2 separate regions of the Homo sapiens genome follow, and region 1 is linked to region 2. Evidence: chromatin contacts called from ENCODE POLR2A ChIA-PET data. All regions are on one chromosome and are shown on one strand. Each heading gives the region's core, a stretch centred on a gene start or an enhancer-like site at or near the end of the contact. The rest is flanking DNA. Distances are from core to core; before and after follow the strand shown. Region 1 overlaps SPRED2 (sprouty related EVH1 domain containing 2). Region 2 holds the start of AFTPH-DT (AFTPH divergent transcript).

Region 1 (5,877 bases), core at 2,530-5,029, 890 kb after region 2:
GCCACCCTAGACTGCACAGGGAGGCCAGCCAATACCCACAGTGCCTAAGAGGCTGAGGCCTCTGGAAAAGCATCTCATTTCTGGGTTCCCACGTTATGAAGAGATGTGGCTGTATCTGTCCACTGATCAGGAAACCAGGATAATGTTTGGCCAACAGAAGAGAAGAGAGGAAACCCTCTGTGTTGTGTTGTCTGCAGGGCGGTCAAAACAACAGAGAATTGGTTATCGCTGCTGCAGAGGGCAGTGGTTCCACAGAAGAACTTGCTGACGATTAGAGCTGCATACCCAAGTCACCGTGCAAGTGGGACCCAGGCATTCCACATCAAGCACACATCTAAGCATAAGCTGCAGGGCCAGCCAGTGTGGTAAGACAGGGCATCCTTCTCAGCTCCCTTGATTGGCATATTTTCTGATCCTGTGTTTCAGTCCCTGGGGGGTCTGAGTGCTTCCATCACAAATAGCCCTAACTCCAAAGCTTATCAGAGTGGTTCATCAAGACATTTGTTTTTTCTACTGAACATACAGACTGCCAAATGTGGTGACTTAAGTATTCCCAAGGCCAGAAAGCGTCAAATCTATAAACAGTTTATGAATGAGTATAAATTTTCAACAATCAAGAATGAGTACTTGTTGGTAAGAGTTAGTGTGTGTAGTTTTATTGAAAAAGTCACAAAAAACTCTAAGTTGTTAACATTCCCACTCTAGGGATATACCGTCCCAGAAAATGCTAACAATCCAATTTACACCAACATGCTACTAGTAAAACTACTTAAAGAGAGAAACATTAAGTCTTAAAAAAATTAAAAAGGTGGGAGGCTGAGCATTTTCAAAGAACAATTTGTTTTTTCACAGGCATGCATGACAGCACATACTCATTCTCAAACATGTTTGTTTGAATTAAGTGATTCTTAATTTCATCTGCTAAATGCTGAATTGTCCCTTCTCCAAATAGGGGAAAGGAGGAAGGGCTGCCTTGCTTGGTTTTTACACGTGTGTGAGTACTACATTTTTCACATTATCATCGCCTATCATCAGTATAACCTCTGAAGCTAATATTCCTGCTGCCTTTGAGAACCACGGAGTATCATCGCCTATCATCAGTATAACCTCTGAAGCTAATATTCCTGCTGCCTTTGAGAACCACGGAGGCTGTGAATGTGAAGTACTTGCCCAAGGGCCTATCAGTTGTCATGGAGGAGTCTTTCTTCAACCTTGGTCCCCTGAATGTCTGGGAAGGGGCCATCATTCCCACCACCCACAACTAAGACCCAGCTCTGCTGTTTGCTCTACTGCCAGGTCATTCAGACTTCTACAGCATTCTCAGAGGTTCCAACCCCTTGTCAAGATGCATTAGTACTATAGAAAGTAATGTACATGCTTGGTGAACTGCAGGAACCTTAAGGAGATGCAAGACTTTGGCCATTACTGGAGTAATCTCAAAGTTGATCTTCTTTAAATTTCTGTGAAGGGAGCTTTTGGGGCGGGACAGGGAGAACAGAGTTGCAGAGGGGACTAGGCAGGAATTGATTGGGAGCTAGAAATCTATAAATAAGGATGTAAAAGCCAGATAGTTGTGTCCAGGATTCCATTTTTCAGGAGGGAAGTGTTTCTCTGAGTCATTAGTTGACTCTATCCCGTTTAAAAAAATTTTTTTTTGTTTTGGTAGACACAGAGTCTTGCTATGTTGCCCAGGCTGGTCTTGAATTCCTGTTCTCCTGTCTTAGCTTCCCAAACTATTGGGATTACAGGTGTGAGCCATCACAACTAGCCTAAACAAAATGTTTTAATCATACTAAAATATACATAACATAAAACTTACCACTTTAACCATTTTTATACAATTCAGTGGCATTAAGTACATTCACGCTGTTGTGTAAGACTCTGTCCCATTTTTATGTATGCCCTTCACATTTTCTCCTAAGACATTAAAACAACTTTTGGGCCTTCCCCACATTTGCATGCAGTGCCACACTTGTGGGTGACAAGATACAATCTTAAAACCTGGCATCAGTCTTTGTTAGAGACATCTGTTTTAAGTCAATGTATTTTCATTTCTAGGTAAAAGCATATGATTTTATAGCTCTGCTTTCCTTTAAATTCAAGCAAATACCAATCCTATGTTAACAAAGTTTTGTTAAAAAAAAAAAAATTCAAATATAAGGAATTATTCCTGTTCCCTGCAAAGTAACTGGCCCCCACTCCACCAAAAAGGGGCAACATTTTAAAACACCTCTATATTTACTGCTTTAACCATTAAAATAGCTAAATTCATATCCTAAAGACATCTGTGTTACATCACCAAGGAAAATTTCTGAAAACATTAATAGACCTTTTAAAGTTTCAGCCGAACCTTTTAAAATAAAAATAAAAACCAGTTATAATTTTGGACTGCTGTAGGTGATTTTTTTTTTATTTTTTAATTTTTTTTATTCAAAGCGACTCTTTGGATCAACAATTAGAATTTATTTTTTATTGGCTCTTACAATTTGCTTCACATGTAACATCCATTTGGTATATGCCTCCCTGGGAGGTTATTGGTCATCTAATTTGAAATGAGAAAGAACAAAGGGCGAAAGAAAAGGAGCAACATTCCTCTCCTCAGCTCACTAATACGAATGTGTGTCACCTTTTAAATACCACCCAGTATGACAGATTAATCGGAATGAATTAATAGGCAGAAGAGAGAGAGGAGGATCTTTAAAAAGACTAAATGCTCCCTGGTCAATACTGCCCAGGTTGGTTGCAACCTTCTAGGTTTGATTTGGGTGTTGCCCCTTCTAAATCCCGGATTAGCTAAAGCATGTTAGAATCTCTTGGATTATTAAAATACCAACTCGGGAGGATGGGAGGATGGGGGTGACATTCAGATTCAATCGGTCTACGGATGAGAAAGGTTAAGATGGGAGAGATGAAGAGTGTTGTTTCTCCTTGGTGACATCCCCAAGCAACCTCAGATATGCTCTTCCTTGGGGCCTCTGGTTTTGTTGCTAAATTGTCCTTGTTGAGACAGTTGGGGGGGTGTATATTTCAGGCTGCATGCCAACCAACACACTGCCCAGGGACGGGATGGGAAATGAACCACACACATCTAGTTCTCCTGGTCACTGTTGTACTGCTCCATCCTGAACAAGAGAGTGTGGAAGAGTGGGTCTACAGGTAAGCCATTATAACCAAACTACCCTCACAGTTTAGCCTCACAAGGGATCCTTTATGCTAAGAAGAATGCCCAGCTGATGGGGATTAACAAGAAAAGCAGAGGGGAGGGGGGTCGCTGGAAGCCCAAGAGAAGGAAATTTTTTAAAAAATACAAGTTTCCTGTCCTACACAAGCAGTATGAATTTTGTTATCCCAACGGGAGTCCTGATGGTAAAATCTAGTTTCAAAGTAGGATGGGGAAATGGATCAAGCCTTACCATGGCAAAGCTGGGTGGGACCTCCTAGGCGTCTGTGGGACCTTGGGCTCTCCGGATACTGTGTCTTGGTTTGGGGACTATTTTCATTCTGTCTCAAGCCTAGGTTTGTAGATGCCCTTGGCCATGATACTTACTAGCTGTGTGATTCAGTACAGAGGACAAGCCCCACTTTATTCGGAGTTAACCTATGGTGCAGTGGCCTTAGAAAAACTTAAGAGTAAAAAGCTACCATAAAAAATGCTGGTTATATGTATGACCAGACGGTCAACTCCTCCTTCTTCTCTCTCTTTGCTATAACAGCACCTGTTGGCTTCTAAGTGCACAGAGTTCTCACAACAATGTGCCAAAACCGCCACCCTTCCCATCCTGGCACCCACCTCCCCCCACCCCAGGAGACCTGCATATCAGATATTACTTCCTGCTGTCTATGACCACACCACCTTGGCAGTTAACATCAAAAGCAAACACATGGGGAGAACAGAAGGCACTGGAGCAGCGGGGGAAGAACAAGCATAGGTAATGTTTCATAAACATTTTTCTGGTGCCCAGGTGCAAAAACCTTGGAACTTCACATGTATTTCAGCTGATCATCTAAGGACCCACCTTCTCTCTCCCAGGATAGTGAGCTGAAGGCCCTTCCCTGCCTCCACTCCCAGTGCTCCTGTACCTGGAACACAGACATGCGGAAACCAAAGCTTAAGACCCCTACCTACCATGTTCAGGAGAGCTACACAAGAAGAGCATCTGGGAAGCTCATCTACCTCCACCTCATGCAGGGTGTGACCAAGGCTAGCCATCTGTTCAATGCTGGTGGTTCAACATCTACCTGGGCCACCTTTATCTCAATTAATTTCCACCATCTTTTTCCTATCTCCTGAGGGTTCAGTAACTCAAAGCAGTTGTCATGAATGTTTAACACAGTACCCAAAACAGGCCTGGAACCAGATGATATCTCACTGATCTAGCCCAAACTAACTAGCTTTGTGACCCTGAGTTAGTCACTCAGCCTCTCCAGATTGCAAATTATGTGTAAAAAAGAGGGAGCTGAGCTCGTATTTTCCTAAGATCCTCTCTAGTTCTAAAAGGTTATGGTCAGATGGAAACCATTTTACTTCAGCGAGAAAGGGCAAAGCATTCACCACTTCACTGACGAGTGCTGTGAGAAGTAACAATACTGAAACCAAACAAAAACAAAACTTCACTTGGGTTAATTCTAGGCTGTATGTCTGATTTACAAAATAAGTTGGCTAATTTTGTTCTGAATTTCACAGCCCCCTTGACCATCTTCCCCAACAACTATCTCTTCACAATATATGTTTCTATATCCAGGCTCACTGCATTTAACTAAAGTCAGAGAGAAAAATCCAGCTGAGATCTGTCAGACAGAATTATTAGTGGTCTCCCTGACTCCAGCCTAGCCTGCACTCTCTAACTAATCTGTTTGATTCTACCAACATATCACTTCATCGTCTCTTTGTTTCAAAGCCTCAACCAGCTCTGTTCTACTCAAAGAACAAAAGTCCAAATACGTGCTTTGTCAGCCTGGCTGGTACTCAATATCCTCCCAAATTTAGCCTCACCTGACTTGACTGGCTTTCTCTGAGCTCCCCCAGCATAAACTCAGACATGGAGTGTCCCTATCTGTGGAAGAAACCTTTGGACATGAGATGTCTCCTCTCCACCTTGCTGACCTGTCTCCTCCCCTAAATACTACCATCATCCTTTTCTGAGTCCTCAAAGACTCAAGACTCACCTTGTCGGAAGTGAACTCTCCCCTGGCTGGTGCAGTGATAAATATTTCTTTCTTTCTTTCCTTTTTCTTTCTTTCTTTTTTCTTTTTTTTTGACAGGGTCTCACTTTGTTGCCCGGGCTGGAGCATACTGGCACGACCTTGGCTCACTGCAACCTCCGTCTCCTGGGTTTAAGTCATTCTCATGTCTCAGCCTCCCAAGTAGCTGGGACTACACATGCACGCCACCACGCCCAGCTAAGTTTTTGTATTTTTAGTAGAGATGGGATTTCACCATATTGGCCAGGCTGGTCTCAAACTCCTGACCTGAAGTGATCTGCCCACCTCAGCCTCCCAAAGTGCTGGGATTACAGGTATGAGCCACCGCACCTGGCCTTTAATTTCTTATCATTTTTTTTTATTTAAAACAAGAATATTATGCTTATAAGTAAGAATAAAAGTCTTTTTTTAAAAAATATAAATTCTGCTTGCAATATTTAGAATGAAAAGAATCCTTAAATATTACTTTATTATTCAATCCCTTTATTCTAGAGATGAGAAAACTGAGTCTAGGGATGCTGACAATCTTGCTCAAGGCCACACAGCAGGTCAGTGGCAGACCTAAGTTTTCTGACTCCCATCCCAGAACTTACCACACTTGGCAAGCAGGTACCTATCTGCTTTAGACTTGGTATCCACATTCAAGAACTTTTAGTGTTGAGTGTATCCTCTTTT
Region 2 (5,787 bases), core at 2,784-5,283:
GCTTGAAGACTAGAATAAAGAAGAAGGTTGGGCTGCAGCTCCCTTCAGGAGAACACTCCATCTATATTGCTCCATATGTGGTAAGCCCATGAGTGGGTACAGGTTCAGTCCTTGGGGCTGTGAAGTGCAAGATCAAGGTGCCAAGAGATTTGGTTGTTTGGTGCGTGCTGTTCTCTGCTTCCAAGATGGCACCTTGTTGTCAAATCCTCCAAAGGGGGTGGAACGCTGGTCCTCATGTAGCAAAAGAATATGTCTAGATAAATCTAGGAAATTAGTTTGAGGTCTTTGATTTAAATGTTACGTATTCAGGTCAATTACCACTACCAGAAGCCCATCCTTCAAAAGTTTTTCGTTGGAAAGTTCTATAAAATTTGTTAGAACTTTATATACAGAATTTGAGCCTTTAAAAAATTTGCTGAAAAAGTTTCAGCACCTTTAGAAATAATGTAGTCAAACAGCAGTTTCTTCCCTACCTCTCCAATTTTATGGATAAAATTAATACTGTCTTAACAGGTTAAGACATATTAAATATTGAAATATTCAATATTTTCCCTGATACATTGAATATGTCCATAAAGTTCTAGATATCCAGTACTCCAGGAAGTACTATAACACCAAATTGTAATTTTTATTATTTATGCAATAAATTTGATAAGCAAATCCAAGAAAGATCAGTGGGAATGATTAAGAAACAAAATCTCTGTTGCTCATCACACTTTGGGAAAGTCGCTCATTATTATTATTATTATTATTATTATTGAGAAGGGGTCTTGCTCTGTCAGCCAGGGTGGAGTGCAGTGGCGCAATCACAACTCACTGCATTCTTGACCTCATGGGCTCAGGTGATCCTCCTACCTCAGCCTCCCGAGTAGCTGGGACTACAGGAGCATGCCACCTCACCTGGCTAATTTTTTGTAAAGATGGAGTTTCACCATGTTACCCAGGCTGGTCTTGAACTCCTGGGCTCAAGTGATCTGCCCACCTCGGCCTCCCAAAGTGCTGGGATTACAGGCGTCACCCATCATGCCCAGCCTAATAACCTATTTTTATAGAACTGTATGAAGGACATATTTCAAGAGGTAGTGGTGACATAATACCTGTAATCCCAGCGTTTTGGGAAGCCAGGGTGGGTGAATTGCTTGAGCCCAAGAGTTTGAGACCAACCTGGGCAACATAGTGAGACCCCATCTCTACAAAAAATAAAAAAATTAGCTGAGCGTGATGACATGCACCTGCAGTCCCAGCTACTTCGGAGGCTGAGGTAGGAGGATCCCTTGAGCCCAGGAGGTTGAGTCTGCAGTGAGCCGTGATGGCACCACTGCACTCCAGCCTGCGCAATGGAGGGAGAACCTGTCTCAAAAAAATAAAAATATAAATAAATAAATAAATAAATAAAATTTTAAGTAAATGTTTAGATACAGAAAGGACCTTGGCGATTATCTGGTGCATATTTCTTAAGCTGTGGTTCAAAGACCCTCTTCTGTGAATGAGCTTTAGGATGAGAAATTTGAGTGTCTGTGGATACAAGCATTTTTCTATAGAAAGAGCCAAAGCTTTTACCGTATTCTTAAAGAGATACATGTGCCAAAACATTATTTGTCCTAAGAGGGTTGAGAACCTGTGATCTGACTGTATTCTCTCATTTGTTATATAAGGAGACTGAGGTCAAGAGAGGTTGAGTAACTTATACAAAATCATAGTGACAACAGAACTGGTCATAGACCCAGGTTCTACGCATATTGCTTTTCCAGAACACCAACACATTGCTGAGGTTTTGTTCTTGCTTGTCTGTTAATTTCTTACACAATATAAAATGAATTAAACTGTTTTCACTTTTTATTCTTTCCATCTTTTTTTCCCCTCTTAATTATCATTCACTGCTGGTTGGTAAGGAGGTGGTAAAATTAGTGCACTCATATATTGCTGGTGGCATTCTAAATTAGCAGTCTCTTGGAAAATAATATGAGATGATAAATTACCAATAAAACATTCATTGCCTTTTCGCTTAGTAACTTTTATACTGAGAAAAAAAATTCTAAAATTGAACAAAGCCACACACACAAAATGTTCATCTAAGTATTATTTTATAATACTGAAAACTATCCATATAGTGGTCATTCCATTGACTACTAAGCAGCCAATTAAAATTAAGGTTTTACATTAAACGATGGGTGGAAATGCTTACAACACAAAAGGGACACAAAATCTACTTAAATTATGATTACAAGTTTGTAAAAAGTACGCACAGGAAAAAAAAACTAGAAGTAAATACAACAAATGTTAACTGGTAATTTTTTTCTTCTTCTTTTCTTGATGCCAAATCTTAGGTAATGCAGTTATGGCCATAATTTTTAAAAGGTAAATAAAAACAATACTATCATTGACTCCAAATGAAATGGACTTTATATTTCCCACAGATTTATCACCTTAAAAACACTCAAATACTTTCCCTTTGTAATAAAATGTCATGAGCATTAGGGCACTGTCTTCGGAATTACATGTAAGATTACCAATTACAAGTTAGTTGGCCAAATAGGTACTCAATTTCCCTATTACAAAATTGTAAGCTGATGGGGGGTGTGCAATTTAATTTAATTTTTTTTTAGACAGGGTTTCACTCTGTCGCGCAGGCTGGAGTGCAGTTTAAATTCATTTAGTTTAAACATGTTCTTAGTGTAGGGTCTGCTTTAAGGTCTAGTCATATGTTCTTATTTTGATATTTCTGTTTAGTAGAGCTGTAAAATGAAAACAAGCATGTGTTCGTTTAAAATCAATTTCTAGTTTCTACACACACACAAATTCAAGCTTGCACACGAGCTAAACCAGCAGGGGGCGAAATACAATAGGCATAAATTTGACAAGCCATATAGATTTTTCTTACTTTAGTGACTGAGCAATAACACAAAATCCAGCATAACCACAAAGCAATTGATACTCCCATTTAAAGTGATGCAGTCTCCGTATATCTTACAGCGATTGAATAGTAAAGAGACAAATGCGGGTCCATTGGAGCGCTCCGAGTTAATTTGTCTAGAACATTGCAGAGGCGGGATAAATCGTGATGAACTGCTATTGTCCTTATCTTTCTCCTGATTTGTATAATTCCTCCACCCAAAGGGGTGGACACTTCTCTGTGCCTGAGGGGATGTTTTCCATTCTTGTTTCTTTGCGTAACTGCTGAGCTTTGCTGTTTTGGAACTATTTTAAATTATTCAAATTACTGATGCAGACGTTTGGCAAATATGGGCAGAATGAGGGGCCGGCGGGGGTCATGATTTGTAGGACCCCGGGCTCATCATCCGAGACAGTAATCATAATCCTGTAGCCTTGTAGTCTGATTGTTACACTGGCAGGTGTTCTAACAGATATTCATTGTAAAGGAGGAGGAAAGGTAATATTTTTATTACCTTTATATAAATAACAGTTGATTATATAAATAATCAACTGTTCAGGACTGATGATGGAAACAAAATCGGTTACGACCTCTGTTCCAGAAATGCGTTTGAATGCATAAGTTTATGGTGATCTCTTTAGCTTCACTAGATATTCTCCGTAAGGGTCTATGAAAAACGACCACCTTCTCCATCCATTAGCCAAATTCCGGACTACTATTTTCTTGTCGGTCTCGAAGACGATTTGTCAGTTTGGCGGCTGCTTTCCCACCTTAAATTCTATTTATCGCAACCTCTTGTTATTTGTTAAATATCAGCTTCTTCCTCTGTCGGCATAAATTTAAAAAGAGGAAGAGACAGGCTGTGAATGAAAAAGTCGTTTTTCGGGGCGAAAAGGGCAAGCTGACGAATGCTCTCTAGTAGGTTTTTGGTAAAAATGTGGTTCTATATTTCCAAACCTTTACAATTTTATTTGGAGAGCAAGAGACTTAATCCGGTCTTGAGCTGAACGTTAACCGGCTGAAAGGAGCACCTGTCCTTCGCCAGGAGCGCAGCCTCAACCGGCGCCTGAGTGCGGGAAGACGTCTATCCCCCTACAGCTCTATGACTCGCAAGGAAGTAAAAGGAAAGGGCAGCTTGCCCGCACCCAAAATGGCGGTCGGCGCTCTGCACGACAGCGCCTGCGCAGGGATAAGCGTTCTGTGACACCAATTCCCCTGGAGTGTCCTCCCCCACCCCACAGCACCCACCAGCGCCCGGTCCCGACCTAGCCACCTGCGCCCGGAAGTGACGTGTCGGCGGCAGCGGTTCCCCCGCTGCATGATGGGAGAGTGTGTGGAGTGGGCGGGGGGTCTCCGCGGAGGAGGTGGAGGAGGCGGCGGCGGCGGCGGAAGAGGGCGGAGGGTAGTGGGATGGGGGTCCCGCGGCAGCGGTGAAACTCCGGGTGGGCGTCCATGGTGCTGCTGCGCTGACAGGGCTGTGAGCAGCCGGCCTTCCGCTCTCACCAGTTCCGCGTCGGAATAGACGGTCCTTCCCCGGGGAGTCAGTTCCTCCCCGGGCCCCTGAGCCATGCCCATCGCAGCCGCCCCGAAGGAGCCAGGTAAGCGCCGCCGCTCCGCTCCCCTAGCTGCGCCGGGGAAAGAGGGTGCGGGGACCAGGCCCGGCCCAGCAGCCAGACCCTCACCCGGGCCGGGAGCATCTGCCCGCCGCGGAGCCGGGAGCTGTGAGGACGGAGCTGGCTCTGCGGGCCTGCGGGCTCCCGGCTCTGCTCTCTTCTGCGGCGAGTGCGGGAACGCCGCTGGTGGCGCCCGAAGCGCACGGCCCCCTCCTCGCCATCCCGGGCACCGGCCGGGTAAGTGGGAGTCCTTCCCTCCCCGGCCACCGCCGGCTCTCCCTGCCCCTTTGCTTCCACCTCCCAAAGCTCCGCGCTGGCTGCGTTCTCCAGGGAGCTGTTCAGAAGTTTGGGGCTTTGCTTGGGCTTCTTCGCTCTCCTTCCCCCTCCCTCGTGACAGGTGTAAACACTGCCTCCTTCACCGAGGCCCGAGGCTGGCCGCGACCTGAGTGTGCTGCTTCCAAGGGTCTCTGAAGCAAGCGAATTTGGAATCCTCCAACAGGCAGAGGGGACAGCCCCAAAGCTCACGCATCCCTTCCTCAGAGTACCTTTTCTGCTGTCTTCTTGCACTCTTCAAGAAATTATCTGCGTCTCCTCTCCAGTTTGCGTTTGAAAAGTTGGACCATATTCCTTAAGTGCCTGGTTTGGCAGGTGCTGCGTCTTGCTTGGGGCAGAGGCAGAGTATGGAGTGAGGGGTGGTAGGGTCCTTGCTCTATTAGGAAAGTAATGGGGATAGCAAGGTTTTTTTTTCCTTGTTGCTTTGTGCAAGTTATAGCTTGGTTATACTGAATCTTTTCTGTTGGGGCCGAGGGAAGAACTGACTCATACATGTAAATTTTTTACTGGGCGGGGGGATGAAACAAAAGTAATGGTTCCGTTTCAAAGTTCTCACTTTAGGAGAAGTAAAGTAGAACTTTGGTTTTCAACTTTTCCTACAGTGTAAGTCTTCCTTCCACCTCCTATTCCGAGGATTTTATTTGGTGGAGGGGAGACACAGAGTTTATCTTTGATGCTACACTTAATTGTTGCTTTCAGTTAACCTCTTAGACATTAAAATATATGCTAAACTCTAGGGACAACAAATGTTTCAACATTATTATGTTAATATAATTAACACAGTCACGTACATTTTATATGCTTTACCAGTTTAAATGTTGGCTTTTTTAGTAGTCATTTTTAACACTTCGCAGAGGTATATTTGTTTAAACAAAGTATCTGTGGTAGTCTCCTAAATTTTGTTCATAAAGATATTTCACATGGATTAAAAGACAGATCTTGTGTAAA

Evidence for each region. ChIA-PET counts read pairs that join two places held with the same protein, here RNA polymerase II (POLR2A).
Region 1: POLR2A ChIA-PET joins it to region 2 with 13 read pairs in HEK293. The contact joins the enhancer-like site here to the promoter of AFTPH-DT in region 2. POLR2A ChIA-PET finds 5 or more read pairs at or near these places in 2 of 52 experiments (H1 and HEK293).

What each region holds. Positions count from the first base shown.
Region 1 is chr2:65,413,317-65,419,193 of GRCh38, forward strand. The region is part of intron 1 of SPRED2 (sprouty related EVH1 domain containing 2); the gene reads right to left. Among named protein-coding and RNA genes, the nearest start is that of SPRED2, 16 kb to the right of the region's middle. Within about 2 kb of position 3,780, at least 6 of the 41 ENCODE cell types and tissues checked have a DNase peak (open chromatin) inside an H3K27ac peak, as active enhancers do.
Region 2 is chr2:64,520,122-64,525,908 of GRCh38, forward strand. AFTPH-DT (AFTPH divergent transcript) reads right to left here and starts at 4,034. Exons shown (of 1, transcript NR_136167.1): 1 at 2,068-4,034. It overlaps AFTPH (aftiphilin), which reads left to right and starts at 4,207. Exons shown (of 10, transcript NM_203437.4): 1 at 4,207-4,491. It overlaps MIR4434 (microRNA 4434), which reads left to right and starts at 5,392; the gene lies at 5,392-5,444. RefSeq lists enhancers at 3,764-3,983, 4,085-4,585, 4,586-5,086 and silencers at 4,184-4,343, 4,374-4,453, 4,464-4,713.